Regions from separate parts of the Homo sapiens genome. Here region 1 is linked to region 2. The links are chromatin loops, found by intact Hi-C in ENCODE. Cell type or tissue: A673. All regions are shown on one strand.

Region 1 (2,500 bases), 1.3 Mb before region 2:
CTTAACAAAGTTTATATGACCTCTTATGACCACAGAAAGTACAACATAAAATGATATGAGCATAGGAAGTAGATATCTACAGGATACGTGATAGCAATCTACAAGCCTGTAAATTACTATTTTTTTGAGCTGATAAGGAAAAAGAAAATTTGTTCACTTTGGTAACCAAGGAAGAACAATAAAGTCATAGGTTCAAATGTAAGAAGCAATGCTCAGGTTAAACATTATGATGGAAAATGGCAGATATTTTCAAATATTAGAAAAATGTTTATAGGAAGATCAATAATCCACTATTTTTAATTCAATTTGAAGGACATAATTCCCCTCCCCCTTACTTGAAGCTTAGGAAGATGTTAGCTACAAGGTCTTTTTAGAGAATTAAAAAGAAGAAAACCTGCTTGATTTTCCCTTAAACCCATGTTCTTATACCAATGTTAGAATAAGATAGCAGCTGCTCTCTCAAATCATTCAAAACCCAGGAGACGTGGCTGTACTTGGTGATTGTAGCTAACTCAGCTGCTCTGGGGTTAGAGTTGCTTCCTCCTCTTCCTGCTACCACAAATATTTGGGAAATAATGTGCTGGGAGAAGGCACAGCTAGGATCTACAGCTGTGTTGGTAACCCCATCTCTTCATGGATTGGTGCTAACAAATAGCCTCTGAGCTCATAAGACCCTTTCTTGTAAGAAGACAACACTGTTACCACACACGTTTCCCTTCATGTAGAGGGGTCTACATTTCTGTAACACTCCTGGCTTCTTCCAGGGAAGGAAAAGAGAGTTACTTTACTGATGAGTTAGGAGGATAAAGAGTGTACAGTCTTTTTCTCCCTCCCTTCAGCTTAACTAACACAGATTCTGTACTGCAACACCATGCCTTAATTGTAATGCTTCATAAACAAGGGAGTTGTGGAGGGATTTTATAGCATTGCCTGTGATTGGGAGTACAGTGGGGGAAATGTCTATCAAATTATGCCATTTGATATTAGAAAGTCCACTGTTACAACATACATCTTTGCTATGCCCTATATTTTTACCTAATTTTTTTTTTACCTAATTGATTACCAAATTTTCACTGGTAATCAATGATATTTTGCTCTTTATACATATGAATTCTTTTTATCATTTAACAAATGGTTTAGAACTCAGACTGAGAGCAGTGTCTGTTATTTATTGGGCTCTGTATGTTTTAGAATAAAAGCATAATTCTTGGGAAATTGAACAAGCTTGCTTTCTTTTTCTTTTTCTCTTTTATTTCTCTCTTATTTCCTTCCTTCCTTCCTTCCTTCCTTCCTTCCTTCCTTCCTTCCTTCCTTCCTTCCTTCCTTTCTTCCTCCCTCCCTCCCTCCCTCCCTCCCTTCCTTCCTTCCTTCCACAAGGTCTCACTTGTCATCCATGCTGTAGTGCAGTGGTGTGATCATAACTCACTGCAGCGTCAAACTTCTGGGTTCAAGCAGTTCTCCTACTTCAACCTCCCACATGGCTGAACAAGCTATTTCTAAGCCTCCATCAAGCATGCAGCACCATCCTAAGTAGATGTTATCCAACTATGTCATAAATTATTGAAGGTATAAAGGGTCCTTTTATCTTAAGCATTATTTTATCTAAAATTAATTTGATATTTTTCAAATGTAATTTCCAAGACCGTTACGGTACAGAAATAAATTGATCACTGGGTATCACAATATAAGCCCTACACATACTATAACTTAATCTAACACTTATGGATAAAAGGACAGGAAAAGAAGGACATATGTAAAATGATTCTTATCGTATGTGTGTGTGTGTTTGTGTGTGTGTGTGAGTGTGTGTGTGATAGGGACCATTACATAATGCCTACCATCATTACATTTATTTTTTCTGTGGCTCAGGCATTGAAAGATTGTGTTCAGACTCTGGATAATTGCCTACACGACCATTATGCCAGCTCTCCCATACATACTGTTCTTGCCATATTCTGGATATCTTCTAATGCAATGCTAATCTTTTGGCAGTGTACAATGTGAATACCTCTTGATACTTTCCGAAGTAGTGATTCTGAACTTCTTTGAAAAGAATGAAGAATTATTTTCCCAGGAACAAACAAAAACTCAAAAAGCATATACACAGATACAAAAATAAATTTTAAATGCAATTTAAGAGAATTTATGAACCTTCTAAAATCCACAAACATGATTTAAAAATCAAGCACTTAAAAAATCCAGTAATGTGTTTTTTGGTTTAGAAAATATTTGATTTAAGTGTGTCATCGAGGCTATAATAAACTCTTGAGTGAGCACAAGGAGACTGACAAAATACGATTGCTTTATTATCTTCCCCGCTCCTCCAATATTTGATCCTCCCAGATCATTGCAGCTTGCCTTCTGGGACTGACATTCCATAGAAAACATCCTCTTTGTGTAAGTATGACCCTACACAGGAGATATTTTTTAAAGATACGCTGGTGCATATTTCATGTTAAGTTGTAAGGTAAACAAAAGAATGTTTATTTTGTAGGAAATT
Region 2 (2,500 bases):
ACTTTCTCAAATAAGCAGATGAGAGATGAGCATATCTCACAACAAGCAGATGTTATCATTCTTTGGCTCTTCCAAAAGTCAACAAGCAAAATGTCTTAAACATCCACCCAAAATTTTGCCATGACTTTACTCTTGACCAAACTGCTTTTGCTTTGACTGAACCACTTCCACCTCTTGGTAGTCACTGCTTTCAATGTACTGTCATCAGAATCATACTGGTAAAGCCACGTTTCATCTCCTTTTACAATTCTTCTGAGAAAGGCTTCAGAATCTCGATCTTACTTGTTTTGCATCAGCTTTGTTCCTTTCTGCAGCTAATCAGGGAATAACAATTATGGCACTCATCAAGTAGAAACTTTGTTCAACTTTAACATTTCTGTCAGAATTGTGTAAGCTGAACAAATGGAAATGTGTATGATGTCTATTGTTTCTCCTGTTAATCACTGGTCTTCTTCCATTAGGGCACAGATGATATTAATATTTTCTTGCAAATTGATGTGGATGGTCTGCCACTGCCAGCTTCAACTTCTACATTTTCTCATCCCTTCTTAAAACAAGTTATTTATTTGTAAACTGTTTATTTCTTTGGGGTATTGTTCTTTAAACTTTTAATAAAGTATCAATAAATTCATCATTCCTTCCACCCAAGCTCCATTATAATATTGACATTTGTTCCTGCTTCAATTTTAGCAGAATTCATGTTGCTCTGATAGGGACTTTTTTCAAACTGATGTCTTATCTTTCTTAGTACCTCAAACTAGATCCTGTGATCCTGTTCAGACATGGTATAACAAGTTAGTGCAAGTTTATTTTGGTGCAAAAATTTTTGAAATCCACGTATAGATTTTTCATCATACACACTTTCCATAAACTTCTTAAAGGCTCCTTGTATGTATGTACATATACACACAGGCATATTTGAAAACTGGAACAAAAATAATTTAAGTTTCTTTTCTTATCACCTATAAATAAATTAGAGATAGTTTTAAAATGGAAAAGTAAAATGCAAAACTGTAGAATACTTGGGGTCAATATAGGAGACAGTCTCACTAAATAGTGAGGATTTTTTTAACCAATATGGAGAATTACTACAGAAAACATGAATAAACACAATTAAATTAAAATAAAATGTTTTGCTTATAAAATTTACTCGAGGAATTGGAAAGTAAGTCACAACTTTTTATTTGTTTAAATCCGGATTTTGTAATCATTTGAAAGACGTAACTCTCATTTTCTAAGGATTATTTTAAAAGAATGTGTGCTCTTAAGTTCAAGTCTTTTTCCCAAACAGGATTCCTTCCTTCCTTCCTTCCTTCCTTCCTTCCTTCCTTCCTTCCTTCCTTCCTTCCTTCCTTCCTTCCTTCCTTCCTTTCTTTCTTTCCTTCTTTCTTAAATAAAACTCTTCATTTGTCTCTAATAAAAATCTGAATTTTAAGCAGACTCTTGGACCGCTGACTCAAATCCATCAAGTCATTCAACTTTAGCCCCTGTCTCATTCTCAGTAGCATTTCAAAATTACTGCTTTTCTATAAAGCTTCAAGAGTTTTCCCAATTCTTGAACTTCGGCTTCCTCAACATGTTTTCTATTTTATAGGAGACATCATGGAGAGAATAAATGGATTGCAAACTTTTCTAGGTATTTTCCACTGCTTTCTGCAATTAATTTATTAACCACTTTTTTCAAGGCACTTGCCTGCTCCTCTTGGATCATGATTTCCATCTTCTTCTTCCGGATTTGATGAATCTGTGTGTGCTGAGCATAAGAGGACTTTCAAATTTGATTGTTGCAATTCTTAGTAAAACCAGCACTGAAGAGATGAAGCAAATAATCATTGGTAGTCTTAACATCAACATCAGCTTCAAAATGGTCTGTCATTTTTTAAAAATTGATAATGGAGGTCACTTCTCATGGGTAAGATCTGTGTCATAGAAGATGATCAGGCGGTTTTTTTCGGAACATCCTCATTAAGTAATTTGAATTTTATAAAAGCAACTTAATCATCCTTGGATCAGCAAATCTCACTTGCAAAACACATCACTTGAGGCCATCAGGTGCAATCATACTTGAGACCATAAGATGTGATTCCGTATCCTTGAGTTTTTATGACTAGTGTTTTCCCAATATTAGTTACACTGAACATAGCTTGTGTTTTTACGTCATACCAATCTTTGTTAGAAAATTGATCACTTTCTTGGCTCCCTTTTTGCCACATTTTATAACCATTCCTCAACCCAATCTATAATCTTAAAAACAGGAAACTACATAGATCTTTTAGAACTCAGTGTATGTTGGATGAAGAACTATATTATTCTCTGCCACTTCTTTTTTTTATTATACTTTAAGTTTTAGGGTACATGTGCACAACGTGCAGGTTAGTTACATACGTATACATGTACCATGCTGGTGTGCTGCACCCATTAACTCGTCACTTAACATTAGGTATATCACCTAATGCTATCTCTCCCCCCTCCCCCTACCCCACAACAGGCCCCAGTGTGT

Evidence for each region. A loop is a pair of places that touch in the nucleus more often than their neighbours do. Peaks named below come from ENCODE experiments on the same cell type or tissue, not always from the same donor. Only the 100,000 strongest peaks of a DNase experiment are listed, where the experiment ranks them.
Region 1: a loop joins it to region 2, with 30 times the contacts of the local background. A loop is called at or near these places in 1 of 110 quality-filtered maps.

What each region holds. Positions count from the first base shown.
Region 1 is chr6:140,285,054-140,287,553 of GRCh38, forward strand. No RefSeq gene overlaps it. Among named protein-coding and RNA genes, the nearest start is that of MIR3668, 81 kb to the left of the region's middle. In A673, no CTCF peak of the experiment used is centred here; DNase peaks (open chromatin) are centred at 598, 718, 1,438 and 1,828; H3K27ac peaks cover 2,327 bases.
Region 2 is chr6:141,634,289-141,636,788 of GRCh38, forward strand. It overlaps the pseudogene RPS3AP23. Among named protein-coding and RNA genes, the nearest start is that of GJE1, 500 kb to the right of the region's middle. In A673, no CTCF peak of the experiment used is centred here; DNase peaks (open chromatin) are centred at 393, 813 and 1,543; H3K27ac peaks cover 2,500 bases.